7 separate regions of the Mus musculus genome follow, and regions 1, 2, 3, 4, 5 and 7 are each linked to region 6. The links are chromatin loops, found by intact Hi-C in ENCODE. Cell type or tissue: heart. All regions are shown on one strand. Region 1 has its middle 10 kb from the start of Nhlh1. Region 2 overlaps Atp1a4 (ATPase, Na+/K+ transporting, alpha 4 polypeptide). Region 3 overlaps Casq1 (calsequestrin 1). Region 4 overlaps Dcaf8 (DDB1 and CUL4 associated factor 8). Region 5 has its middle 4.7 kb from the start of Dcaf8. Region 6 has its middle 2.0 kb from the start of Igsf8. Region 7 holds the start of Pex19 (peroxisomal biogenesis factor 19).

Evidence for each region. Peaks named below come from ENCODE experiments on the same cell type or tissue, not always from the same donor. Only the 100,000 strongest peaks of a DNase experiment are listed, where the experiment ranks them.
Region 1: it touches region 6 in a loop (10-fold over the local background); 20 of 42 quality-filtered maps call a loop at or near these places.
Region 2: a loop joins it to region 6, with 3 times the contacts of the local background. A loop is called at or near these places in 10 of 42 quality-filtered maps.
Region 3: a loop joins it to region 6, with 5 times the contacts of the local background. A loop is called at or near these places in 17 of 42 quality-filtered maps.
Region 4: a loop joins it to region 6, with 6 times the contacts of the local background. A loop is called at or near these places in 17 of 42 quality-filtered maps.
Region 5: it touches region 6 in a loop (6-fold over the local background); 27 of 42 quality-filtered maps call a loop at or near these places.
Region 7: a loop joins it to region 6, with 4 times the contacts of the local background. A loop is called at or near these places in 16 of 42 quality-filtered maps.

What each region holds. Positions count from the first base shown.
Region 1 is chr1:172,045,389-172,049,388 of GRCm38, forward strand. No RefSeq gene overlaps it. Among named protein-coding and RNA genes, the nearest start is that of Nhlh1, 10 kb to the right of the region's middle. In heart, a CTCF peak has its summit at 1,697 (motif pointing right); a DNase peak (open chromatin) is centred at 1,693; H3K4me3 peaks cover 822 bases; H3K27ac peaks cover 873 bases; H3K27me3 peaks cover 1,092 bases.
Region 2 is chr1:172,242,330-172,246,329 of GRCm38, forward strand. It overlaps Atp1a4 (ATPase, Na+/K+ transporting, alpha 4 polypeptide), which reads right to left. Exons shown (of 23, transcript NM_013734.1): 9 at 2,502-2,703; 10 at 2,009-2,118; 11 at 1,698-1,832. Among named protein-coding and RNA genes, the nearest start is that of Atp1a4, 14 kb to the right of the region's middle. In heart, a CTCF peak has its summit at 1,654 (motif pointing left); a DNase peak (open chromatin) is centred at 182; H3K4me3 peaks cover 1,296 bases; H3K27ac peaks cover 2,617 bases; H3K27me3 peaks cover 1,189 bases.
Region 3 is chr1:172,215,615-172,219,614 of GRCm38, forward strand. It overlaps Casq1 (calsequestrin 1), which reads right to left. Exons shown (of 11, transcript NM_009813.2): 1 at 3,798-4,000; 2 at 2,276-2,360; 3 at 1,180-1,280; 4 at 295-406. Among named protein-coding and RNA genes, the nearest start is that of Casq1, 2.3 kb to the right of the region's middle. In heart, CTCF peaks have their summits at 1,718 (motif pointing left) and 1,920; DNase peaks (open chromatin) are centred at 1,707 and 3,127; H3K4me3 peaks cover 2,478 bases; H3K27ac peaks cover 3,079 bases.
Region 4 is chr1:172,160,644-172,164,643 of GRCm38, forward strand. All of the region lies in intron 2 of Dcaf8 (DDB1 and CUL4 associated factor 8), which reads left to right. Among named protein-coding and RNA genes, the nearest start is that of Dcaf8, 15 kb to the left of the region's middle. In heart, a CTCF peak has its summit at 1,529 (motif pointing right); no DNase peak of the experiment used is centred here; H3K27ac peaks cover 779 bases.
Region 5 is chr1:172,141,304-172,145,303 of GRCm38, forward strand. It overlaps the pseudogene Gm10171. Among named protein-coding and RNA genes, the nearest start is that of Dcaf8, 4.7 kb to the right of the region's middle. In heart, a CTCF peak has its summit at 2,459 (motif pointing right); no DNase peak of the experiment used is centred here.
Region 6 is chr1:172,308,331-172,312,330 of GRCm38, forward strand. No RefSeq gene overlaps it. Among named protein-coding and RNA genes, the nearest start is that of Igsf8, 2.0 kb to the right of the region's middle. In heart, CTCF peaks have their summits at 1,507, 1,991 (motif pointing left) and 3,152; DNase peaks (open chromatin) are centred at 1,541, 1,911, 3,181, 3,931 and 1 weaker place; H3K4me3 peaks cover 2,022 bases; H3K27ac peaks cover 2,909 bases.
Region 7 is chr1:172,125,227-172,129,226 of GRCm38, forward strand. Pex19 (peroxisomal biogenesis factor 19) reads left to right here and starts at 1,529. Exons shown (of 8, transcript NM_023041.3): 1 at 1,529-1,622; 2 at 3,405-3,514; 3 at 3,929-4,000. The coding sequence starts at 1,553. In heart, no CTCF peak of the experiment used is centred here; DNase peaks (open chromatin) are centred at 1,545 and 2,455; H3K4me3 peaks cover 2,052 bases; H3K27ac peaks cover 1,448 bases.

The DNA.
Region 1 (4,000 bases), 260 kb before region 6:
GATCCACACCCCTCACATCAATGCTGCCTTCTGCCTGGAATATTCCTGTCCCAAGGATCATTCCCTGGGAAATAGACGTGGCTTTTGTTTTGTTTTGTTTAGTTTTGTTTTTCCCTTAGCTACAAAAGCATTGGGATTGTCCATGCCCTGCTAGAATCCTGCTTTGTTTTGTCCTATGTGTTCTGTTTGTTATTTTCATTCCTGGCGACTGAACCCAGAGCCTCACACAGGCGTGGTAAGCGAGCAGCATGCTACTGCTAAGCCGCATCCACAGTGGGGAGCTGGGTTCCTTGATTCTGACACTGGACGCAGGCAAGTGCTCCCAGGTGTGAGGTAACCATAGGACTGCTACAAAGGTCTCCGATGATCCCACGAGAATTCTCAGGCTGGGATAGCCCACAAGAACCAGTCCTTGCATGCAGACGCCCCAGGGAGGGAGCTTCCTCCCTCCCAAGGCAAGTCCTGGAGAGAGAATCAGCACTCCTACACATGGGAAGAGAGTGCCTGTGTCCAGAGAAGGGAATCTGTGATGGAGCTCTTGGCAGCATGCAATAGCTCTCATTATAATCACCTTGCTAACCTTTGGGAGCCCATTTGCCTTCAGAATCCAGCTTGGATCTTACCTGTTCCAGCCCCCATCAGCCTTCCTTGTACCACGTCTGTTCCTTACACATATCTCATGCATTTCCAAGTCTATGCCCCCCACATCCCATCCTAAGTAGATTTGAGGGGAGTGGCACAGAGCCTGTAGTAGAACCTGCAGCAACGCTGGATACACATGAGTTTGCAGCAGATACATGTTGCACTGGACGAAATACAATCCTCTCTAAGACTATAAAAGGGAAGGCTGGATGTGAATGCCATGGAGGATAAAAAGAAAAAAAAAAAGAAAAAGAAAAAGAGTTAGATGGCAGACAGGCTGTGACCTCAGACCTCTCTCCCCTTGCTTCTCTTGGAAGATCAAGTGATCCATGCTAGGCAAAAGCTGGAATCTGAACTGAGAATGAAGTGGGTCAGAAACCAGAGGAGGAGGGGGACCAAAAACTGGAACATGCAAACAGCCATGTGGCTGATGGAGCTGAAAGAAAGAAGTAAAAGTCAGAGGGAAAGCAGACGCCTCAAGGGAAGTGGGGAAAACAGCTCCCTATTGGACAGCTGCCACCCAGGTTCTTACATAAGGAAGGGTAGGAAAGGACTGGACAGTGGCTCAGAGGATATGAGTGTGCACTGCTCTCGCAGAGGAGTACGGTACCCAGCACCCACATCGAGTATAACGCCAGTCCTGGAGCATCCAGCACTTCTGGCTTCCAGTGGTACCTACACTGTTGTGTGCAGGTGCGTGTGTGCGTGTGTGTATGTGTGTAAGTGCACACGCACAACTAAAAATAATGGGGGGGGGGAAGGGCACAAGAAACAAGCATCAAGATGTAGGTGCATACACACACCAAATGAAACGACCACAGACTTAAAGGATTTGAGATTCTAGTCAATGAATGCATAAAACGCAAAGTCTAGTCGATGTACCTAGTCAGTACCACCTTCCCTCACCTCCCAGGAACAGAATCCTGAGTTGCAGCCCCACCAGCAGTTTCTCTGCTCTTTGTCCCCATTTTCAGTTTCTTAACCCCTCTCTACCAGGAAAACGAAGACTGGGGGCGGTGGGGGAGACCATCTCTGCTAGTGGCCAGCAGGGGGCAGTGTTCAACAAGCAATGATTGAGATTTACAGCGGCCTGGGGAAGGAAGAGGAAAAGCCCCTTACAGCTGCCTCTGACACCCTTTTCGGTTTTTTCAACTCCTTGGCTATCTATCATTTCTCCAGTCCTAGCTTAGTATAACTCACAGACTTCTTACTCCCAACTCTCTAAAGAAGATTAACTCCTGCCCAGTTTTGAGGAACGCATGTGAGAGGCTTGAACTCAGGGCCTCTTCTCTGAGGATGTATGCATTCTCCCTAAAGCAGACACACACACACACACACACACACACACACACACACACCATCTGGTGGAAGAGCTGAAAGTCAGACCCTTTCGCTTCTATTGCTTTGCACAGTGAACAAACTATGCAGAAGTACAGGTTGGCCCTTAGTGCTCCCCGAGGTATCATTTGATATGTATTGTATAAATAGATCCGTGTGTCTGTCTCTGTGTGTGTGTCTCTCTCTCTTTCTCTCCGTGTGTCTCTCTCTCTGCCTCTCTGTCTCTCTCTGCCTCTCTGTCTCTCTCTGCCTCTCTGTCTCTCTCTGTCTCTCTGTCTCTCTCTGTCTCTCTGTCTCTCTCTGCCTCTCTGTCTCTCTCTGTCTCTCTCTGTCTCTCTGTCTCTCTCTGTCTCTCTGTCTCTCTCTGTCTCTCTCTGTCTCTCTGTCTCTTATTAAGTCAGAGTTTCTCTGTGTAGCCCTGGCTGTCCTAGACTATGCTGGCCTCAAACTCAGAGATTTCCCCCACCCCCACCCCCACTCCCCAGCTCTGGAGTTCTGGGTTTAAAACCCTGCAGCACCACTGCCGGCATACAGAGCACTTTCATGCAGACCCCATTTAATCCCCCTAGCCCTCTGACAGGCCTTGATTGTCTTCCCACTTCACAGGTGAAGAAGCTGTCAGGTGAGCAGGCAGTCTGTTTATTGTTGTGTGTGAAGGGTAAAGATGAACCAGGCGTGGTAGCCCACCCCTACCCCCTAATCCCAGCACTCAGAAAGCTGAGGCAGGAGGATTGCAGCAAATTCAAGGTCAGCCTGGGCTGAATAGTGAGAGGCTCTGTTTCAAAAATACTAATAGGAAGAGGAGGGGGAAGGGGGAGAGAGGGACCAAGGGAGGGATGGAGGGAAGAAGAGAGAGAGGGGGAGGGTTCGAGGGAGGAGTAGAGGGACGAGGGAAGGGAACTGGATCACCACCAGGCCTTTGGCTACCACGCATGGGCTGGGCTTTCCCCTCTAGCACAGCACTGCTGCTGCTGCCTGCTGCCTGGCCTGCTTCTCCCCCTACTCCACACCTCCCAGTCTTACAGGCCCATGGGTTTCTGTGTTCTTCTGTGTTAATGATCTGTAGAGGTGACTCTCTTGTTAGCTCTCGCCTTCCACCCGGTCTAACTTGAGAGCACAGACAAGGTCTTTAGAAAGAAGCAGGAAGATAAAGGATGGGCCTTCCAGGAAGAGGAAGAGGAGGAGGCAGGGAAGGCAAGCCCTCCTCCGGGCATTGAGAAGGAAGGGGTGGGGGGAGCTGAGAGAGAAGCACCGGCATTCTATGCCCAGGCTGTAAAGGGGCACAAACAGGACCCTCATTGTGTGGGCACAAAGGAGCCATATGTCTGCCAGTCTACAGCACAGTGTGTGTGTGTGTGTGTGTGTGTGAGTGAGAGAGAGAGAGAGAGAGAGAGAGAGAGAGGGAGAGAGAGAGAGGGAGAGGGAGAGGGAGAGGGAGAGAGAGAGAAGGAAGGGCTGGCTCAGAGACCCCATTATGAAGCCCTTGGGGTCTTGCCTTCTGCTGTCACTGACTTAAGGGCTTTCTGAGACAGAGGGCAGGGGAGCAATTATTATAGCAGACACAGGACTTAGAAAATCAGGGGCCTGTGGTCACCGGGGCATGAACAGCCGAAAGAGGGGCATGCTGTGCGTGGGAGCTAGAAGAGGAAAGAGGGGTGCCGAGTCAGATTGTCCCCCTCCTGGGTCCTTCATAACCTACCCTCCCACGGCACCACACACACACACTCTGCTCACAACCCGCTGCCTCTGGATCTGGGTTTTGTTTTCCTGTTTCTGTCTTCTTTCATTTTGTTTCTTCTTTGGGTTTTTGAGAGAGGATCTTGCTATGTAACCCTGGTTGGCCCAGAACTCTCTATATAACCAAGCCTGGGCTTCAAATTTGGGGGGGGGGGCTTCTCTTGTCTCCGCCTCCCTGGTCCTGGGAATCCAGGAGTCACCACACCCTACTTTCGAGCCCAGGAGCTGGTTCTGGAACAGTGTGAGATGAACCGTGGTGTTCTGTCCCTTTCCTTTCTCCCTG
Region 2 (4,000 bases), 66 kb before region 6:
AGAGAAATCAGAAATGCTCAGACTACAATCTATTTCAGAGATGGTAAGAGACTAACAGGCTAAGTAAGACACATTCCTTTCAAAGACTGGAGTCTCTGCCCTTGGAGCAAGCTAATTATAGTAGTTCACTCAAAGCCTGTCAGAGCTAGTGCCTGCTGGAGCTGAGTCCAGTGGGGCTGGCTTGTCACACACCGTGTACCACAGAGACCAGTTCTGCCACTTGAATGGTATTCAGTAGCTCAGAAGCACTCATATGGTAATTTGGTGGGGGACTTGGTTCCTTGTTAGACATTCCAACAATGTCATGAATATGTTCGACTTTTATTTTTAACCACATGGAGGGAGAGGTGCCTAATTCATCCAAAGGCCTTACTCACACTCTGCCAAGCCACAGAATTCCTGTCTGGTTAGTGAGGCCACCAAGTGTCAGGAAAAAAAAAGTAGGAATAAAGTTTGCAGCTTCTTTGCAGCTCCGGGAGCTCTTTTTTATCACAGTGACTAAGGCGAGTTTCGATGGGAAGTGTGGATCTACTTAGCCCTTAGTGCTCCATCAGAAAGTACAAGTAATTGGGTTTTAAAAATCCATATAGACTGTTATTTTGTTTATGCCTGAAGACAGAAGGGCAAAACTGACTTAGGAGTCTTATTTCGTAACCCTGTTACACTCAAATGTCTGGTCTTCATGGAAATTCAAGGAGTTGGAGGAACCATTGCCTGAGCAAACTAGCTTAAGGCTGCCTCCAGCCTCAGCAAGGGGACTCTACTTTCTACTGAAATCCTCTTTGAAGTTAGCTTGGATTCTCATCCCCTCCCCCATCCCTAGGCATGGACTATTACTGCTCCTCCTCTTCCTCCTCTTCATCTTCCTCCTATTCCTTCTTCTCCTCCTTCCTCTTCTTCCTTCCTCCTTTTCATCCTCCTCTTCCTCTTTTCTTCTTCCTCCTCCTTTTTAAGACAGGGTCTCTCATACTATAGGTCAAATTTACCTGAAATTTAGAGTAATCTTTCTGCCTCAGCCCTCTCTCAGCTGCTGAGGTAATAGGTGGAGGTTATATGAACCACCATGCGTAGCTTCTTTGGATTTCCTTATTTGTATCCCCGACCATCACTCACCCTCTCTCCCTCACCTACCTGGATAATGAATCAATGTTTTTGAAGGTGAAAAATATAACCCTGGAAGTGAGTTCCAGGACAGCCAGGGCTACGCAAAGGAAACCAGTCTCGGAAACAAAACAAAACAAAACAAACAACAAAAAACAAACAAAAAGAGAAAAATATGACACACGTGCATTCGACTCCTAACTGTCTCATGATGGCTGCCCTAGGGACTTCATGGAGGGAAGGGGGGTATAAGCTGTCTACACTGGCGAATTTCATAGCAGACACTGGTTTAGACTAATAGCTGTGTGAGACTCCCAGTATCCTGCCTCAGCTGCCTCTGCCCATCTTAGCATTTTATGACGTGCTCTCTTTGCAGGCAACATGGGTGAGCCTTCTGCTCAGACTCTCTCCCTTGATCACCTACTTCTCTCTCCTTAGCGTTTGTCACTTTCCTTGTGGTGAGCCTTCCTGTTAGTTGGGATGCCAGCGCTCCTGAACGAGTGCCCTGCTCCAAAGCTGGAGGCAAAGGCATAGCTCCCCCCACTGGCGAGTCCATGGCCCCCACCGTTCTCCCGCCACCTTTGTCAGTTCTGTACCTGATACTTGTTGGTGGAGTTAAAGGGAATCTCCGCCACCTTGGGGTTTTTCTGCCTCATTTCGCTCACGGGGTTGTAAGACTGCTCAATGAATTTGAGGAGAGCTGACTCGGAAGCATCCCCTGTTGTTGCCCGCTGCAAGGATGGGAGTGTACAGTAAGTCCCAGGGGTATACCATCCGGACAAGCAGAGAGGCAGAACGGGGAGGGAAGGGTATGTGTAGAAAACCACTGAAAAGCAGACTTTTCTGGAAGGGGACAGACAGGTGATACTAGTCACTGAGGTGCCCTCTTTCCACTTCAACTTGATACCTTAGCTATGGGAACAGACTCCTGATGGGGTTTAAAGTCGGCCCGGTTACAGAGGCCAGCGATTCGAGCCAGGTAAAACCAGGTGTCTGAGGACTTGGGAAACGTTTTCCCTAGGGAAGAAGAAGAAGAGGAAGAGCTATAAACACACGGAGTTTAAAACAAGGGGTTAGACGTTGAGGGGGAGGTCAGTCAGGGGGACTGGGAGGGCCAAGCTCATTCTCAGCTACATAAGGCGCGCAGCAGGGGTTATTCACTTTCATCTTCGCACCTAAACACTGCACAGAGATGGTATCTCTTCTCTCTTTCTTTCTTTTTGGTTTTCCGAAAAGAAAAAAAAGGCGTGTGCCACCATCGCCCGGCGTGATATTTCCTATGGCCCCCACACTCCCGCTTCTGTCCACGATCCTGCTCTCTCCTGTTTATCTGGCGTCATCTATCGCCTAAACTTCCCACCCCAAATCCTCCGCTCTTGGCTACCAGGGCCACTTGTTACCCGTGGTTTGCTCCTCACTGGTGTCGGCCTCATACACAGTCTTATCAAACCACAAATGCGCCACTGTCATGCGGTTCTGGGTGAGGGTGCCCGTCTTGTCTGAGCAGATGGTGGACGTGGAGCCCAGCGTCTCCACGGCCTCCAGGTTCTTCACCAGGCAGTTCTTGCGAGCCATGCGCTTGGCGGTCAGCGTCAGGCACACCTAAGGCCACCGAAAGGGGAAAGAATGAATCGAGGTGGAGACCGGTCAGGTTGTTTTGCTTTGGAAATTTGATTATTTTTATTTCCCTTTTACTCTAACCCGGTCTTTAGAAATCCCACCTGTGATCTCTGTAAGGGATGCTGAGGAAATGGTCTATGGCGAGAGTTTTCAGTGTGCGCCTCACTCCTGTGTCTGTCACAGAGCACAGGCTCCTTCCCCGGGACGCATTTAGATCTTTCATTCAGGAGCCTCTTTTCCATCCCAGACCACTCCCTGTCTTTCAGATCCGCTCTCTACAAGGACCACATCGCTGGGTCACGTTTTACTGTGGTATACAGTGCTATGTATGGATAGGGCATCTTGCCAATAGTGTCTGAAAAGTTTGGGCAGAAGGGAATGGTAATGACATTGGGAAAGGATGTCACAGTACTGAAAAGCCCCCGGGGAAATCATTTAAACCAGAACATTTGTTTTAAAATCATAAATGGAAGCTAAGGTGGTTTTTAAAAATTAACAAACTATTGTGCTGTGAATAGGTAAGTATAGAATCCCAATTATGGAATTACAATTTATTTACACTATATCCTTAGTTCCTAGCATTTTAAAACTAGTCCTAACACACCCTAAATGTTATCCTTATTTCTATTTTAAGATGACTATAGAAAAACCAGAATATGCTGCCTGGAGCGATGGCTCAGTGGTTAAGAGCACTGACTGCTCTTCTAGAGGTCCTGAGTTCAATTCCCAGCAACCACATGGTGGCTCACAACCATCTATCATGGGATCTGGTGCCCTCTTCTGTCTGGTGTGTCTGAGGAGAACTACAATGTACTCACATACATAAAATAAATAAATCTTAAAAAAAAAACAAAACAAAACTAGAGCAACAAGTTTCCCAAACAAGTTATTAGTAAGACAGAGAGCCAAGACCGTGTCATAGGAAGAATGGTTAAGGGATTACTTGGAGAATCTGAGGAGTCATGATGGTTGTCATGGGGGTGGAGGGCTTAGGCCATTAGGACACAAAGAACCAGCTTATTCTGGTTGGGAAAACCAGGATGGAACAGGGAATCATATTTCTGCTCAGTTTAACTAAAGTGAGCTAAGAACAAGACGGGGCTGAGACAAAGGAGCTATGTCAGTCACCCTCAGAAACAAACCACAGTTATCTTCCATGGGTTTTTATAGAGGGCATCCAGTGTTGGCTCAAAGGTTGATTTTAAGTGGCCTCGAAGTCCATTATGGTGGAATTCAGTAATCCTAAATTAATCTTGCTCTATAAACTAACAAATGCACA
Region 3 (4,000 bases), 93 kb before region 6:
CCACCAAGGGGAATCTTCTCTGCAGGTCTTCCTTGACATGTGGGTCCCAGGAAGAGACCCATCCCCTTTAGCTCTCTAACTCTAGCTCTCTGAGAATAAAATACAATAGAATTGTAGAGGAAGCAGCGGAATGCTGGGGGTGTTTGGGAATGCCCCAGAGTGCAGGGACAGATGATGGAGCTGACCGTGCAGAAGGAAGAAGGGGGCCTAGGAGGTCAGAACCAGAGATGCTTGGCCACTGGCCAAAGTAGGGAGGCAAGGAGGATAGGTGGGTCAGAAAGAGCTGTTACCCACGCTCTGAGTCTTTGCTCTTGAAGTAGCCAATGAGTTTGATTTCATCTTCAATATTCTCAAATGCCTGCAGCTCTCGTTCACCTTCAATCAACTCTACAGGGTCTTCTAGGACCTGGGAGAAAAAGAATATTGAGACCACCATTCCTTTTGTCCCTGACAGGCCCCAGAGAAAGATACAGGGGAAAGACAGGGAACTAGAATAGGAGATGCTTGTATAGGGTGGATATGTGGCCTGTTAATGGTGTATGTGTGTAGTCTGAGTGTTGTGCAGTGTGTGTGATACGCATGTTCTGTATCTTCTGCTTGGCATGGGGTATATGTTTGTGATATGTTGTTGTATGTGTGATTTATTTGTGGTTCTGATGTGTATGGTGTATATATATATATATATATATATATATACACACACATATATATACACACATATATATATAATATAAATTGTATATTACATGTTTTATTGCTATATGTATGCTGTATGTCATGTGTGTGCATGAGAATGCATTGTATGTATGTTTTATATCTGGTATATGTGGCACATATATATGATGTGCTTTATACACACACACACACATATATATATGTATATATATGTGTATATACACACACACACACACACATATAGGGGCCTATATATGTGATATGCATATGTTTTGTGTACATTGTGTCTGATCTATATGATATATGTATGTGATATCTGTTACATGTTGCACGTGGTATGTGGGAAACTGGTATAGTGTATGTATGCCTGGTGTGTGAGTGTGTGTGTGTGTGTGTGTGTGTGTGTGTGTGTGTGTGTGTGTGTGTTTAGGAGTGTAGGGTTGATTAGTAAGGACCGAGGGGCATTGGAAACTTCAAGGCTATGAGGCTCAGGGGAACCCTCACATCAAGCAGAAACTCCACCAGAGTGTCTGCAGAAAACTCGCCGTCATATTCAATGACTTCATCTCCTTTGAACACATAAACGCTGTCTTCTTCAGTTAGTCCTAGGAAACGCATGGTGGGAAGGTGAGTGAGGAAGACAACCTTCCCAGAAACCCGAGTCTAATCTGGTCACAGCCCACTTGTTAATCCCTGCAGACTCATCCTCCACCTCTCCATCCCTTCCCCCTACTCCTGCCCCGCCCCATCTACCTTCAACAAACCCTTAAACCCTTCATTCCCAAATTAGTTCAGGAGCTAAAGCTAGGCAGAAGCTGGGGCCTGCCCGGGTGGGGATCGGTAGGGTTTGAGGGGAGGAAACTGGGAAGATTCAGATTCTAGCAACACAGCTCCCTTGCTCTGCCTACACAGCCAGGGACAAATATTCCTGCCAGCGACTCTGAAGTATCTAGTGGCTGAATCTTTGCTATTGCTGTCCAGATGACTTGTTGCTAACTACCCTTCCCCCATCCACATCCGGTGTCCAGCCTCTGCTGCCGCCTGGTGGCCGGGTGGTGTAATATCTGGGCTCTGCTAAGAGAAAGGGAGGAAGCCGAGGGGGAAGGGAGAAGGGAGGGGGGAGGGGAGGAGCCAAAAAAGCACTTTGCAGAAGGGCTCTCTGGCTATGCCTGTATTTCTTGGTTTCACCTTCCTTTCCAACACCTAGCTGTGTTCTTTTTTTTTTTTTTTTTTTTAACTACATTTTTTTTTTTAGGTTAGCATACATGCTTTTGTTTTGTTTTGTTTTAGAATTTCACTATGTAGCCCAGGAAGCTTTGAATCCACAATCCTCCTGCCTCATCCTCTCAAATACAAGTATCACAAGTATGAGCCACCATGCCCATGTCCCTACCCAGTCTTATTTTCTAGATGAGCAGAAAGGTTACCACCCCACCGTTCCACCTCATCCAGGGAGTGGGGCGCAGGACTCTATACAGAATAGCCCCTAATCTCAAATGCCCCGGCCCACTCTAAATAGATGTGCAGCTCTCAAATCTCCCCCAAACCCCCACCTGGGCCTCTCCAGTCTTCCATAACCTGCTTCCTTGCCCTCCCTTACCTAGTTTCTTGGCCACAGCTGCATCCTTCTCTGAGTCCACCAGGCCAAAGCCAACACCCTTGTCTTCTAAGACTTGGGCTGCTAACTGGAAGAAGGAGTCAGAATTAAATTAGCCCCCAGAATTCTTATCAACCTCTTCCTTGTGAGATACGTTCCTATCATTCATCGGGTCATCTGAGGTGCAAGAAAGCCAAGCATTGACCTTCACCATCTGTTAGAAGCAGACTCTGCCTGGGCACCTCATAACCCTAGCCTGTCTTTGGTTCAGCCTTTGAAAAGATGGTGTGTATTTATTGCTCACTGCAACGTTCCTGAAGGACGCTGAGTCTCACCTTCCATGAAAGACTGGGCCCTACCTTTCATCCTGATCAAAGGCCAAACTCAGCAGAGGGGAATGTGGGACCCTGGGATCCTGAAGTAACTCCCAAAGTGAGAGCTGTGGAGGATGGGGTGTGGGGTGAGGGGTAGGAAAGGCCAGAGGTCAAGAGGTTGCCATCATCCCTGGAGGGACAGTCACTCTTCTTCCAGGCCCCACCTCCTTCTTCTTTAGGCTGGTCGCCCCACAAGCCTCCCCAGCCAGCCACCTGCGGATTCTTTCTGCTGTGGGCATACTGTGTGCAGCTGTATCCCACCCAGCACTGCAGTGATCCTTAGGAGAATGGGAGGGCGGGTGGCAGGTGGATGGCAGAGGCCACTGAACATGGAGGATAAAAATACTTGGCTCATTAATCAGATAGCAGTTTGCAGAGCCCGATGGGGCACACGGAAATGCAAGCCAGGGGGCCGGGTGTCTTACACTGAAACATTCCAAGCTCGGACAAGGTGGAGCCTCTCTGTATCACCAAGCCGGGGAAGTGCAGACAAAGGCAAACGTATCCTAGCTCCATTAGGGATGCGTGTGGCCACGTAATCCAATCGGAAGGCTGCCTCCCCTCATTTCTTTTTTGTATTAACCGTCTCTGCCTTGGACCTAAAGTAGATTCTCTGGCTGAAATGATGGGGAAGGCATGCTGAAGCCTTCGTGAGAGTTTTCTAGTAAGGACTTCCCCTAGGGGACAAAACGCGGCGGGTTGGCCTGGGGAGGTCTGTGGGAAGCCTCTAGAAGTCATTTAACTGTACAGTCACTAAGTCAGTTGAAGGCAAATAAAAGAACAATCGTGTTCACGGTTCTGCTGTTTGCGTCTTGGAGCACGGCCCTACGTGTGTAAAGAGAGGGGGATCTTTTGGCCACAAGAGTAGTATGAAGCACAGTGCAGGGTACTGTGCAAGCTCCCCCCACCCAGCTTCTCCCCCCCCCCAGCCAAACCTAGTGCCCCTGCCTCCTGCAGCACAACTTACCAACAGAAGGGTAGGACCTTGGTCCCTGAGTCTTTTTCTTTTTGCCAAGGCCACATTCCAGTCATGTACTTGGTGGAGACAGAGGCCCAGCAGCCATGCTGCTCTTAAGCTAGCCCCCACCCTCAGACTCAGGGCTCACCGAGGGGACTGAGCATGCTCTCCAGGCCTGCTATTCTCCACTCACCTCCAGGATTAGCTCCTCCATCTCAAATTGTCTCTGCGAGGCCTTGTCGTCCTCGGGGGGCTCATGGTAGAGGAGGGCCAGCACCTCATACTTCTTAAACACGTTCTTGTAGTTCTTGGCGTTCACATTGATCACACGGTCCACACCGTCGTACTCAGGGAAGTCCAACCCATCTTCCCCCTGGACCCCTAACCTGGGCGTCC
Region 4 (4,000 bases), 150 kb before region 6:
CAGTTTACTCTTTAACCTTCACTTTGGCAGGAGTCATGGTTATTTTTAGAGTATAGGCAGTAGAGCTAATCTAAACTCCTCCAACTACCTGAGACAGTGACCTCATCAGCTCTCTCAGCTCAGAATGGTTTGTTCTGGACCAGATTTGACATGTTAATTGATCACAGTGGAAACAGTGGAGTTTTGGGTTATGTAAAACATTGAAAAATGAAAATGATGGTTTGGGCTTGACTCAATGATAGTTATTTTGTTGGTGAATGGAGGAGATTCTGCAGTGGTTATGGTGTTTAAGTTGTACGGCACAGTTGTAGCATCTCTGCCTGCTCTAGTTTAGACAGTGTCTTAAAATGGCTCAGGCTGCTATGCCAAAATTCTAATGCCTGCTGGCTTAAACAACAGAACTTTATTTCTTACAATTCTAAAGGGTAAAGTCTAAGAACACCATTATGCATGGTTTCTGGTCATGGATGTCCTCTTGCTTATATGTATCTGCCTCCTCATCATGCCCTCACATGCCAGAGAGAAGGGAGAAATAAAAAAACCTGTCACTTACAGTGTCACAGATCCCATCACAAGGATAGCCATTTTTATGACCTCATCTAAAACTGATTGTATTCTAAAGATTCCATCTCTAAATGCTGTCACATCAGAAATGTTTTCAATATAAGAATTGCAGGCGGTCACTGTAGCTTCTACACTAGAGTTGAGTTGGTTATGTTTCATTTTGACTGAAACTTAGGAGAATCATAGCTTCTCTCAAAAGTAGTTGTATTATTGTCATAATTTGTGTGTGTGTGTGAGAGAGAGACAGACAGAGAGAGAGAGAGAGAGAGAGAACGAACACATATGCCACATCATTTGTTGTGGGCAGAGGCAAGCAACCTCAGGTGGCTTCCTCGCCTTCCACCTTGTCTGCATAGGGTCTTTGTTGTTTGCAACTGTGTACACTGGGCTAACTAGGCTTCAAGCTACTGGGAGTTCTCATAGTCTCCAACTCCCATTCTCCTAGGAACACTGGCGTGACAGATGTGAGCTACCATAGCTTGCTTTTGCTGTGGGGCCTGAGAATTTGAACACATTCTTAACACTTATGCAGCAAGCACTTTACCCACTAAACCTCTCCTCAGCCCATAGTTTCTTGGTTTTCTAGAGAAATAGTTCCTAAAATGAGAATTTATACACACATTAAAGGATATATAAGATGATCCAGTAGTGTATAGAAAAAGAATGGTGAAATATTTGTTTGGTATATATTCTAGAAAAATTAACACACCTTTTAAAAGTTATTAAATTTTCCTTATTTTTTTGTATGTGCTATGATGAAATTGTGGAAGTGTGAGGACAATTTGTGGGAGTTGTCCACCATATGCATTCCAGGGATCAAACTCAGACTTGTAAGCTTGGTGCGGGGTCAAGAACATTACTATCTTCCTGGCCTGTGCTACATTTTTAAAATGTATTTTTATTATTGTGTATGTGGGTGTTTTTCCTGCCTGTGCATTACATGCATGACTGTTACCTGTGGAGGCCAGAAGAGGGCATCCTGTTCCTTAGAATTAGAGTTATAGACAATTGTGAGCTAGTGTGTCTCCTGTTGATGGGGAATTGAACCTGGATCCTCTGAAAGAGCCCCAGGTGCTCTGAAGCTGTGACCCATCTCTCCAGCCCTCCTGTTTTGCACTTTAGAGATAGGGTTGTATTATGTAGCTTTGACTGCCTGTTACTCTGTGTAACCCAGGTTTGCCTTTAACTCTTGGAAATCTCTTGCCTCAGCTTCTCAAGTGCTGGGATTACCAATGTGTGCTTCCATGTTTGTTGAATCTTAATATTTTATGCAGTCTGATTATACATGCATACATATTGGGGGTAAATGCTCACAATTTACACTGAAGTTTATTAATAACATTTTGTTCACTGCACCTTTCTGCTACATTTTAGCATAAAATTCTAAGGTATAATATTTCTGGAATAGGTAGAGATGGAATATCCCTTGCCTAAAATGGTCAGGACTAGAAGCGTTCTCTGTTTTGGCTTTTTAGATGGTTGGTTATTGCAGCATTGGGTGTTGAGCTCAGGCCTCATAGTTGCTGGCCAAGCACTCTGCTGCTCATCAGTACTTCAAGCCTAGATTTACTAGTGTTTTCATATAAATAATAAGAACATCTGAAATGCTCTAAAATTTGAAACTGAGGATCATGTTAATTCTCAGAATGTTTTACAGTGTGGGCCATCTGGATACTTAGTTAGATACACTCTGTCTTCTTTGTTTTTTGAGAACAGGGTCTCATGTAGCCTTTGAATTTGTTACATGTCTGAGGATAACCTTGAATTCATAGGCCTGCCTTCACCTCCTAAGCACTGGGTTTACAGGCATGTGCTACCATGTCCAGCTTTCAGTCTGTTATTTTACAGATGAAGAAAGCAAGGTCCAGTGGTGGTCACGAGCTTGTCAGGGTACAGTGGACTGCTGGCTTCACTCTAGAAAAATTAACCTTTTTAAAATTAACTGCTGAGTTCTTGAACTTCTCCCTTTTTTTGTTGTTGTGTTTTTGTTTTTCGAGACAGGATTTCACTGTATAGCCCTGGCTGTCTGGACTTGATTTGTAGACCAGGTCAGGTTGCGCTTGAACTCACAGAGATCCACCTCCCGAGTGCAGGGATTAAAGGTGTGGACCGCCACTGTCTGCGGTCTTCCTTTTAGTCTGAGACTGATTTTGCTAAAATTTAACTTTTATTGGATATCACAATGTAAAATATCTGCTGTGGTTTACATAAGCATCCACAGGGTTTTCTGGTTCTGAGTTTAGTAATGAGGTCTGTCAACTTTACTTCAAAAAGATCCTTTTTTTTAAGACCCATAAGCCATTTTCTCTTCTAAAAGACTATACTGTCCACTGTGGATATAGTTGGACATTATGGCTCATTTTCCCCACTTCTCAGAGCCAGGTCATCATAGAGAATAGGAAAACAGGTAGCTTTAATATAACAAGTCCACACATTCTGGACCTCCTGATGCTATTTAGTTATGAGAATGGTTTTGGGGAGCTGCTGTTTTATCCTCTGGAAATGGATAATAGTGGAGTAGAATGTGATGTAGTAGACAGTTTAATTCTAGAAGTGGAAAAATATGTCATCTACTCTTACTTTACCATAATAACAGTGGCTTGCTTTATGACCAGTAATGGAATAACTTTCCTTATTTCTTAGGACTTTTACATAGTCTAGTTTTTAAACTGTAGATTCAGAGTGGGGAAATTACTGAGATGCTAAAGAATATAGTGACTATTGAGAGACAAAGCCAAGAGATGTGTGGGAAATACGTTATCAGAATACATCTACATGGCATGGGAGAGATGACTCAGGTTAAACACAACTTACAGAGGCCCTTGGTTCATTTGTCAGCATCCACATGGTGGCTCACAAATCATCCATAACTCCATTTCCAGGGGAATCAGCAGCAGCATCAGACCTTCTCAGGCACGGGGCACATACATGGTGCACATACATACATACATACATACATACATACATTCATTCATTCATTCATACATACAGGCAAAAAACTCATACATTAGTCTTTATTTAAAATGACATATCAAAGAGAAAAGAAGTAATTTATGGTGGCTCACAGCTGTTATCCAAGCCTTGGGGGATCTAGGCAGAAGAGTCCCCTGTGAATTTGAGGCCAGCCTGAGGTACAGAGTGAGACCCTGTCTCAAACAAGTGAAAGGAAGAAGATAGTCTCTCCAGACATAGCTCCTGTTCCTGCCCACCGTTCACACCTTGCGTTGTGCTGTGCTTCCTCATTGCTCCTCAGCTGCTGGCTCAGATTCAGGGCTGGGATTTCTTTTTGTTTTCTTGGTGGTGGTGGTTTTGTTTTTGCAGTATTTCTGCTTCCCCATGGTGGCCTGCTTCAGTAGTTTTGGGCAGTTGTCTCTGCAGAGAACAATTTTTTTTTCTTTTTTAAAAATGAAACCGCATAGGTTTCAGTGAAGGAGAG
Region 5 (4,000 bases), 170 kb before region 6:
ATTACAACCAACATGTCTTCGCCAATAAGAAATGATTGTTTATTTCTGTAGCATAAAACTCTGTGCTTTGCCGGTTATGGTGGCGCAAGCCTTTAGTCCCAGCACTCGGGAGGCAGAGGCCAGCCTGGTCTACAAAGTGAGTTCCAGGACAGCCAGGGCTATACAGAGAAACCCTGTCTCAAAAAACCAACAACAACAACTCTGCGCTTTGGGATTTGACAAACAGACCTGTTTCCTTCACAAACCCTGTGCCTTTTTTCCCACTGTACCTCAGTAGAAGGACTGACTGCGTATTTAATTAAGACAACCCAACACATCCTTGCTTTCTCCATGTATTGCACTCTGTGTTCAGTCTGTTAGCAAGCTCACCTCCATGCGACCTGAAAGCCCTCAGTGCAGCCACCTCTGTACCTTGCCCTGCAATACAAGTTCTGCAGGTCTTTTATTCAATACCTTCCTAACCAGTCTGTCTGCTTCTGTTTTACCTCCCTGAGGGCAGTTAAAGAAATCAGCTATAGTGAACTTCTTCAGTTATAAATCAAATCGTGCCATTTTTATTCAAGATCTTTTATGACTCCCTAGCACACACCTAGAAGAAAATCAATTCTGTTCTTGGTCCATAAATTTGTAATCGATCTGAACCACCTGGCTTCCTCTGAAGCACACTGGACCCTTGGGGTCTTTGCTGATCCCTCTGGCTGGAACACCTTTTCCCAGCTGAGTGCGACTCACATTCTCACCTGAAGTCCTTATTCAGAGGACACCTCAGCAAAGGGGGCTCTCCAAACCCCTGTGGGAAAAGACCACATTCACCCTGTAATAGGAAACTCTGGGAATCTATTTTAACATTATTCCCTTCACAACAGTTTTCATGGCTTTATATTATTTTCTTTTTTTTTCTTTGCTCCCCCACCCACCCCCCAGGGCAGGGTTTCTCTGTGTAGCCCTGGCTGTCCTGGAACTCACTCTGTAGACCAGGCTGGCCTCAAACTCAGAAATCCGCCTGCCTCTGCCTCCCAAGTACCACCACTGACTATTTTCTTTTTTTTAAAAGAATTATGTATACGAGTACACACATGTACTCATACATGTAGCTGTCTTCAGACACACCAGAGAAGGGCATAAGATCCCATTATAGATGGTTGTAAGCCACAATGTGGTTGCTGGGAGTTGAACTTAGGACCTTTGGAAGAGTCAGTGCTCTTAACTGCTGAGCCATCTCTCCAGCCCCTATGATAATTTCTGAGTATCTCTCTCCCTGTGCTCCCAACCATGCACTAAAAAGCTCTGTAAACAAAAGAATCTCAGTTTGTTTTATTCACTCGATGCTGTAGTTCCAAGATCAAGGCCTCTCCTGTACGGTACAATAAATAGTTGCTGATTGACTGAAAGAATGAAGTTGGAAGACAGGACTTTAACTACTTTGCTCATTAGCCTTCTAGGTGAAGATTACATTACAAAGATGAAAAAGGGATAGTTCCTGCCTTCAATAATTTACACTCTAATAATATAGTTAGATTTAAAATATATAATGGAAGCCTAGATAGATAGATGGCTTAGTGGTTAAGTGCATTGTCTACTCTTCCAGAGGACCCAGCACACACATGGCAGTTCATGATTGTAACTCCAGTTTTGGGGGATCTGATGGCCACTCTGGCAAACTGCCCATACATATGAAATTAAATTAAATATATAATTATAGATTAAGTGCTATACAGTAAAACATCTTTTGAAAAATGATACAGACTGAGTGCAGTCATGTGCATCTGTACGCCAATATTGTGGCTAAAGCTGGAGGGTCACTTGAGCCCAACACTTGGAGGCCTGTCCCCTCCCTGCCTCTCTTCCTGTTTGTTTTTTGAGACAGGGTCCTGTATAGCTCACTTGAACTACCGATCCTCTTGCCTCCAACTCTCAAGGGCTGGAATTACAGGTGTGGGCCACCACACTCAGCCTGTGAGACCTCTTCTTGTGAAAATGAAAGCAGAACCAGGTGTGGTGGCACATGCTGTTACTCACAGTGTGCTGGAGGCAGAGGCAGGCAGATGGGTCTCTGAGACTCCAAGGCCAGGTGGAACTACACAGTGAGACCCCGCCTCATAAATAAAGAAATAAAGAAATAAAAGCAGAGTTGGTATCCGTAGATAACTATGTGTTATACCAAAGTGCCATTTGTATAGAGACCTGACTTAGGAGAGATGCAGTGTAATAAACATAGCTGAACATTGCAAGGTAAAACACTGAGCTGGAACATAATATGGTACTCCTGATAGCAAGAAAGGTAATGAGGCTAGAGCAGCTCCAGGCAGCATGGGAAGAGATAAAATCAGAAATAAGATAGGAACCAGATAATGTAGAACCTTGGGAGCTAATTTTGGTTTTAAAAAAAAAAAGATTTAATGCGTGGTGTTTTGCCTCCCTCCATATATGTCTGTGTGCCATTTGTGTGCAATACCTACAAAGCCAGAAGAGGGCATCAGATCTCCTGGAACTGGAGTGTGTTAGCTAGTATGTTGGGTGTTGGGACTTGAAACAGAAGCCTCTTGAAGAGCAGTTAGTGCTCTTAACTGCTGAGCCATCAGTCTAGATAATTTTTTTTTTTCTGTTTTCACCCTTTATTTGGAAAACAGGGCAACATTTAAGTTTTAGATTTTTTAAATGAATTAACATGGTAATAAAAAGTATGGCCTGAATTTGGAGAGTAAGTGGTTTTCCAGTTTGGGGTGCAAGATCATCTCCAAAGGAGAAGAGAACACATACTCAGTGAGCCACCAAGGGGTTGGCTTCCACTCACTGAGGGCAAGCAGTGCAGTCCAGGCTAACCATCCATGATCTTTGTCACAGCAAATCAGAGTCTCCAATTGTTCAAAGTAACTGTAGGTACAAGACAGAAAGCAACTCCAGACTGGCTTATTAATTGATCTGGATGACTATGAAGTGTCCCCCATTCCTGAGGTGCCAAAAATCTTCAGAGTGACTGTTGGAGCAGGGAACCTTTCATGTGCTCCCAGTTGTTATACAGTGCATAGAGACTGGTGAGTGTCAGTCCTGCCAGGCCACCGCGTGCTATTCCTCGAAGACCACCTGTACATTTATACAACATCCCGGTCATGGTTCCAGCTGCTACTGTGTTGAGGTCATCTTCTGCACCCCGTGTTTTCTCAATGATAACACCAAAAGCACTATAGAGCAAAGCCAGGGAGCCTAGAGTATTAGCCCAAAGTGCTCCTTGCCTAGTCACCATATTCAAAATCTGTACATTTCTTGGTTTGGACCAGGCCATGCTCTGGGTTTCCTTCAATCCTAAACGAAGACCGTTCATTGCCCCGAATGCGGCCCCTGTCATGCAACATCCTCCAATGGTAAAGAAAGCTAGTTCAAATCTGCCTCGGGTTTTATTAGCTCCAGTTGGCAAAATAAATTCATCAGTATCCTGAACGAGATAGCGTGGATCCACATTTAAATAAGGAGACAGGGGGTTCATACCAGTCAGCGGGACGCCGGCCAAATCAGCGTTCGAGTAACCCGCTCCTCCGGCTCCGAAGAAGCCAGCTAACCCGCTGGTGGATTTGTTGCTACTTCCTCCGCCACCTTCCATGAGGTCGCAGCAAACGGCGGTGGGCTCGCCACCACCTCCTCAGGCCGGGGACGTATGCTCGGCCCAGTCTAGATAATTTTGACTTTCGTTATGTGATGAGAAAGTAATGGATGTTTTGGGTAGGGGACTATGACCTGACTTACATCTTAAAAGTCACTCAGCTGCCTGACGTTTGCTCGTATGAGGGCACTAATGGAGATAGACAAACTAGCTGGAGTAGTTACTCTCCAAATGGCTGGACAAATTATGTGAGTGAAGCACTGATTTCAGCTTAGAGTTTGAGGGGACATCATTCATCATGATGGGGAGAGCGCGGCAGCTGGAGGCTTGCTGGACACATTGTGTTCAGAAACAGTAATAAATGCTGGTACTCGATTTACTTTCTGTATATTCAGCCAAGCC
Region 6 (4,000 bases):
GCCTGCTTTTGCTCTTTGACACCCTCCAGATGGGATTCTGAACCAGCGGGTCCCTCTCAGCTGCCTGGGGACAGAGCACAAGTCCAGGGAGCCTGGGGGGGTGGGGAGTGGGTGGTGGGGGTGGTGGGTGGAACCCAGATACCTACACCATAGGGCTAATGAACACAGGCCTTGGCAGGGTAGAAAGCTGAGGGGGATTCCAGCTCAGAGGGATCCATGAGTAGCATTCCAAAGTGGGCAGCAGCTGGCATTCACTCTGGGAGAAGCAATGGCTAGGCCCACTCAGTGGGTCAGAACCAGGTCATGCCAAGGCCCAAGTAGTATAGTGGCTCCTCTATTCTTGAACAACTGTGCTGCCCGCTTGGCACTGGGCTTGAGAACTAGAAGTGTGAGCTCTGTCAGGGCAAGAGGAGGGACCAGGGCACACACACACACACACACACACACACACACACACACACACAGAGGGGGGAGAGAGAGAGAGAGAGAGAGAGAGAGAGAGAGAGAGAGAGAGAGAGAGAGAGAGAGAGAGAGAGAGAGAGAGAGAGAGAGAGAACAGTATAAGGCTTTACACAACTTGCTCAGGGGAGAAAGAAGTGGTAGAGTATGCTTGGGGGGCCACTTTGTGGGAATGTGTCTGGGTGTGTTTGATGCTTGCATGTTTGTGCTTGCTTACACACCTGCTTCATCCCCTGCGTGAAGTTGTGGTCCAGGTGATGGGTAGGGTTTTTCTCTTCCTTTGACTCTGACCCTTTCTGTAACCGCTCAACAATTCAGCAGAGAGAACTTCCCCTTCGGTTCATCAGTTCATCCAGGTGAAGGCTTTGTAAACACACACAGACACAAGACATTCTTGTGTGGGATCTTAGGCTCCCTCCGAGCTGGACTTTACACATACTAAGGAGGCAGGGGATACCATACCATTATGTGTGTGTTTGTGTCGTTTTCTTATTAGCTTAGTGGCTGGTGTGCTTGTCAGTGTGTCTCTATAGCTGTGTGTGTGTGTGTGTGTGTGTGTGTGTGTGTGTGTGTGTGTGTGCTGGGCTTATATTTCTTTTCTCTTTCTTTCTGTGATATTTGCTTTCACCACGCAACAGGCTAGAGGATCCTAGCTCAAATCTGAATTTGGACTCCAAGAAATCCAACACTGGACAGCGAGTCTAACACGCCTTAGGTCCTCCATGCCTCGGTTTCTATAGAGATGAGAAGTGCTAACCTCACAGGTTCTGGGAAAACGAAATCAGTTCACGTTACAGAGCCTGCACAGGGCAGAACACGTCACCTCAACAGTCTTGTCTTTGAACATGCTTCTCTCTGAGGGGCATTGTTCTCTTGCTGTGACTATAGCATATGACATTTCAGCCAGATTATAACTGTTTCAGGGAAGGCCTTGGGTCTTAATTACCTCTAACGATACTCATGACACCTTACTGTCATCTAGATGCTTCATACACATGCCATCTGGAGGCTGAATGTTGTTAAATAACCACATGGAACGAGACTGGTGACTGAAGTCTGCCCACATGTGGCAGTACGTGGAACTGTGGGTGGGGATCTGGTTTGATGGTCACAACAGTGTCCACGTCTCTACAGTCTCAGGCTTCCTCTCAATCCATGCTTTAGTCTAATCTTAAGTCTGCCTGGAAAGGTCTCTTCCTTTTTGCCTCACTCCACCCCAGAACGCCAGTTTCCATACTGCATAAGTCTGTGTGAGTGTGGGGTGTCCTCCAGTCTTTGACGTTGATCTGGCCCTCCTTTGCCGCATGTGCGTGTGTTTGAGCATTGCCCCGCTGGGTGTGTGCGCAACACCTTTCTGTGTGAAGCCCCTTGGTTTCAGTGGGGAGCCATGTGCCTGCATGTGGTGAGCCTCGTGCCTGGCGTTTACTCCCCTCCCCCAACTTTCCAAGTTACATAAGCATCTTAGGAGTGAGACAGTCCTGGACTTTGGGCTCCCTCTGCTGGCCACTGCTGGACTGCACAGTTTTGGGAGGGGTGTGTAAACGTTCTCCTAGCCCAGCCCCTAACCCCTGTGTACTGGCACGGGAGTCCCTTTGTCCCAAGCTACAAGGTAATCTCCTGGAAGAGAGCTCCTCCTACTCCATCCCATATGCTTATACCGAGTGCTGACTGTTAACTTGTTTATTCAAAACACGCAGGATATCCCTGAGAGTTGGGGACCTTGAAAGCCTTGCTGACTAGGGCACTACTAAAATCCAGTACAAGGTCTGGCCCGCTCAGTACCCTGCAACATGAATGAGTTTTCGCCCTTAACAGAGTGAACAGTGGAGTACAAGAAAAGATGGGAACCGTCAGACTTGAGGTTTTGTGGATTTGTTTTGTTTTGCTCTTTTGTTTGTTTTGAGACAGGATATATGTGGTTTTGGCTGGCCTGGAAGTCACAGAGATCCATCTGCCTCTGCCTCCTGCGTGCTAGGGTGTGCACACCAGACCTGAGCTTTAAAGTAACACTTTAGTTACCTTAAAATCTGTGTGGCCTTGGGCAAGACACATAACTATTTTAAAAGGCCAGGTCTCTCTTGTGTTAAATGACTTTGCTTGTAAAATAACCTGTAAAGTTTAGAAAGGATATCTTCAGGTGGTGGCGGTGTTATTGTGAAACCATCCCATAAATGGCTATGATGATGATAATCATGATGTTGTGATGGTGATGGTGATGATGATGATGATGACCGACTTTCAAACCGGTACCAGAAAGTCATTCAATCCACTCAACCTCCAGCTAAAGGGAGAATGCTTTCTCCCAAAGTCTCCCGGTAGCTTGCAGTTTTCACATGGCTCAACATGGCTTCTAGAGAAACAGTGTGAAGAAACCAGGCTTGGGATATATCCAGGTGACAAGGAGCAGGTCCCTTAGCCTCTTGCTAGGCAGTCTTGGGCGACCAGGGTTGGAGTTCTGACTTCCCTATAGATTCCCTATCAGTGTTTCTCTGTGGTTGCTGAATGTGGCTTCCACTGGCAGCCCCACGAATACGACTTCTGAGAAGAGGAAGTCACCGCTGGCCCGGATCTCTTTTCCTGTCTGTGCCTCAGTTTTCTCAATAGGAAGCAGTAAGCGAGGGAGCAGGGGTGAAGGGGACAAGTAGGGAATGGAGGTGAAGATCTAGACGTGTTCTAGGCCACTTCCCCCTAATGGGCACTTCCGCGCCCTGGTTTTGCAGGCTGAGCCGCCCCTTCTTCCCATCCTGGCCCCACCCTACTCTCCGCCTTTTTCACAGTTGGAGACATGGCTTTGGGAAGAGGTTTCTCTTCCTTTTTCCTACCTCCAGGCTAGCTCCACCTTCCCCAGCAAAGAGGTGTGTTACGTCCTCTCGTTGGAGACTCCAATTGGTAGAAAGCAGTTTAACGCAAAAACAAAACACCCCCATAGTTACCGTGTGCATGAAACGTATGTGCATGATCTCAGCTAATAATCGCCGTAACTCCTCGAGTGTTTACAATCTCTGTTCCGTACGTGGCGGGGGGGGGGGGGGAAGTGAGCTTGAAAGCATTGAGCTGAACAAGGATCTTCCAGCTAGGAAGTCTGGACCGCTAACCCACTTCCCTTTCGCTTTGCATTCTGACCGGGTATTAGAACAGATTTCCAGCGATCTTCCAGGACTCTGAAGCCCCTTTGGGTCCGCTTCACGTCCAGGAAACCGTGGGTCAGGCCATGCCTACATAAATCAGCAGGGTTTGCTGCCAAGACTCAGTGGCCCACATCACCCAATTGGATTCTGAGTGCGTAACCACAGTCACCCCATCATGCATCCCCAGAGGCCCTGCAAGCACCCCATTCTCCCTGGAAGGCTGGCAGGTGCAGGGCGGGGTGCCCTCTGAGCGAGGAAATGGGGGTAGAGGAGCCCAGGTGCCGCCAGTTCGCCCAGCCTGAGGCCAGAGGCGGAGCCACCATCAGGGTCGAAGTCTGGCCCAGGCGACGGCCTGGGGCGGGGCGAGGCGGGGGCGGGGCCGGGCAGCGGGGCGCGGCTGGGACTGGTCTCCC
Region 7 (4,000 bases), 180 kb before region 6:
TTATTTATGCTGATTATCAGCATTGCTGCAATGAGTAAACTGGAACATACATTGTGTGTGTGTGTGGGGGGGGGGGAGTGTGCCTGACTGAGGAGGAAAAGCTGCTCCAAAGAGCACAGGACTTTAGTGTTTTCAGATTTAAGAGTTGCTTTCTTAAATATAATCCTCAAACTAAGACTGCTTTCTCAAAAATGTGTATATTACGGGAATATTTTCTTAAGTTTTATACATTCTTCCTTCAAGGTCAGGCAAGAATCTGGCACAGCAATTCACAGCCATAATTCGGATTCTTGGAAGGTTAAAGCAGAACAATTGGCTAAAGAGCAAGATGCTGTCTCAAAAAAAAAAAAAAAAGATATCATGGTGGTTAAAGAGATGGCTTAGCTGTTTAGAGCAAAGACTGTTCTTGCAGAGGACTCAGGTTAGTTCCCAGCACCCACATCTGGTGGCTGCCAACCACCTATTGCTCTAGCTCCAAAGGGATTTGCCACTTCTTGCCAGCTGAATAGAAAAGAGAGACAGGTGTGGTGGTACACGCATTTAATGCCACCACCCTCGAGGCAGAGTCAAGAGTATTTTTTTCGTTCAAGGCCAGCCTGGTCTACAGAGTTCCAGGAAAGCCAAGGCTACATACAGAACATTCTCGATAAAACAAAAACAAGACAATCCCCCCAACACACAAAGAAAACTGAAAGAAATGATTCAAAGAAAGAATGCTTGTTTTTTAATCTGCTTAAGTAACATCTGTGTTTCCAATTCTATCTCCAGTCAACCTCTACAGGTAGGACCATCCCTGATCCACTTGTAGATTTCACTGTGCTCAGCACGATTGTATACAACAGTAGATGCTCATTATACGCTAAAAATAAATTGGATGATCTTTGTTTATCTGTTTTGTGTATATGTCAAGGAGCATATTCGGAGGTCAGAGCCAGCACATGATAGACATCTCTCCTACCACGTGTGCTTTGAGGATGAAACCAAGGTTGCTTCAATTTGGCAATCCTGTCTCAAGCGAAAAATTGCTCGTTTAATAGCTTCGTATTTTAGCTGAGCCCTGTGCTGTAATCTCTGTCCTTGGGAGGTGGAGACAGTAGGATTAGAAAACCCTGCCTGAAAACAAAACCCAGATTAAAGATTCCAGGTTAAAGATGGGGCAAGCAAAACGCAATAAACCCTCCCACCCCTTCTGACCCGCCCCCACAATACAGCTGGGCCTCATGGGTCAAGTAGTTTGGAAGTGGAGACGGGGAAGGGAGACCCCGATTTCTGGACCAGCTTGAGCAATCTATCTAGTTCAAGGCAAACCGCTGTGGCTCTGTAGCTCCAGTAGCCGAGTGCTTGCTTAATACGTGCAAGAACCTAGGTTTGAGGCCCAACCCAAGAAAAAAAACAAAAACAAAAACAAACCCAGTCTCCTGTCCCTTTAAAAATGGCGGTCCTGCACGGTAGAACGATATTATTGGCTGCTCAAGTCATGGGGGCGGGGTTGGGGCGGGGCATGTGGTGGCGCCAGTGGTTCCACCTCCTACGGCAAGTCGGAGGCAGTAAGATGGCGGCTGCTGAGGAAGGTTGCGGTGTTGGGGTCGAAGACGACCGGGAACTGGAGGAGCTTCTGGAAAGTAAGAGTGCACGATGGGAAAGACCAGAAGTATCGGGGAGAGGATCCATCGTGGGGGTTAGAGGAACTTGAGGTTTCTGAGCGGGGCGGGAGAATCTCTTCAGTGGTCAGCGGGGGAGGTGGTCTGAGTTCGACCCCGGCCCTCTTTATTAGCTGGCTGTGTCCAAACCGCACATCTCCCTGCGAAGGGGAACACTAACCGTAAAGAGCTGTTTCACGAGCCCCTTACAAACTTCTCTTGCTTTCGATTGTCGGATTGTTGTTGAGGCAAGGCTCTCTCACTCGGTATCCCAGGCTGATCTGGAACTCGCGGCAGTCTTTCAGCCTCCGCCACTGGGAGTACAGAGATCACAGGCTGGACCCACCAGGATCGCCTTCTGTAAATTATTAAAATCGCCTCTCCTTTCAGTAGCAGGATTCACAGAACAAAATAATCTTTAAGCTCCAAAGGTCCATATGTCCATGATAGTATCTTTCTTAACCCGAAACGCCTTTTTACCGCACAGTCTTTCCTCATTCTTTTACCAGACCCTTAGTTCTTTCGTGCGAGTAGTCAAAGAAGTCTCCTTTTAAAATTAGTGTGATGTTGAGAGACTGTCTCGTGTAGTTTTAGGCTGACCTCACACTCATTGAGTACTGTAGAGTGGCCCTGAACTTGTGATTTTTCCAGTCCCTTCCTCCGCATTCTCGCATGGCACCACAATGCCTGACATCCCTTATTTATCCTTTGGAGAAAACAAAGTGAGCCAGCCCCAGGGGAAAAGGTCTCCTCTTCCTGAAAAGATGGTGGACCTTCATCTCTTTCTTGGCCTTGCACTCCACTCCCGTTTCCTGCGCCAGTGAGGCCAGTGCCCTTTCCCTAGTCCTGGCAGGCAGAGTGATGGTGACAACACAGGCTTTTCAGGGCAGAGGTGAACCTTTTATCTCTTGCTCAGTCACAGCGATATAAGCAGGTAGAAAATGAACAGATGAAGTGAGGAGTGCCCAGTGACTGGCCTGGCCCAGGCTTACTGCATATGAGGCCAAGGAGGCTATAGGTGCCTGTTAAGGGCGATCTAAATTGGAGCATTATTTAAGAGTTAATACCTTCTTGTCGAATGTATCCTAGTAGTCAGAACGGTGGAAAGCCGGGTGGTATATTCTGTGCTTCCTCAACAGACGATATTAGCTAAGGCCTCAGAGTGAATTCCAAGAAATAAGGCTCTCTCTCCCCTCTTCTTCATGTTAGATGAAATGTGTAGGTTTTTGTTTGTTTGGTTGGTTGGTTTGGTTTTTCAAGGCAGGGTTTCTCTGTGTAGCCTTGGCTGTCCTGGAACTCACTCTGTAGACCAGGCTGGCCTCGAACTCAGAAATCTGCCTGCCTCTGCCTCCTGAGTGCTGGGATTAAAGGCGTGCGCCACCACGACCCAGCAGGGTTTTTTTTTTTTTTTAAGGGAATTTTATAGTGTGCATATAGAGATTTCTTTGCACAGCTTTTATTTAATTCTCTCCTCCTAATTCTGAGATGAACACTGGTTCTGTGTAAAAGGGTTTCCTTCCCAACTGGTCACAACAAACTAGATGGTTCTCAAGGAAGGTGGGAAGCCTATTGGCCAGTAGTCCAGGCAGAAGAGACACCAGAAAAAGAGAGAGAAGTCCAGGAAAGCCAGCACTTTGTATCATTATTTTCCTAAGAGTTTGTTTCAAATCACACGGCTGTCTAGCCCTTTCCACCCTCAACATCGCCACCACGTCCGTCTCTTGTCTCCGAAGGTGCTCTTGATGATTTCTCTTGTCTCCGAAGGTGCTCTTGATGATTTCGACAAAGCCAAACCCTCCCCAGAACATGCTCCGACCATCTCGGCTCCCGACGCTTCAGGACCCCAGAAGAGAGCGCCAGGAGATACTGCCAAAGTATCAATTCCCCCACTTAAGGGAGAGGGAGGATGGCCATGCAGCTCAGAGCAGGGATGGGGGGCCCTCTGGGCCAGAGGGGTGGCTGAGAGGGTGCCTTTGCCTCACACTGCTGAGTGTTCTTCCAGGCCTCAGTTCCTATGAAACGAGGACCTGTGGTTTTACGGAGGGCTAACGAGGAAAGAGGAAAGAGCGGTTTTAAGTGGTTGGCTTTGTATGCTACCTCATATTAGACCTTCAGTGGCCAGTCTTTGCTGCCCTCCGGAGAAGAGGTAGATGGAATGTTCAGTGGAGGTGCTCGTGGGAGGGGAGATGTTTCATTTCCCAATATGAGCTCGTTTAAGCGGCTAGCCCCAGGGTGATGCTATAGGAGGCAAATGTTGTCTCCCTCCCCACCCCACCCCACCCTTGCAGGATGCTCTCTTCGCCTCCCAAGAGAAATTTTTCCAGGAACTGTTTGACAGTGAGCTGGCTTCCCAAGCTACT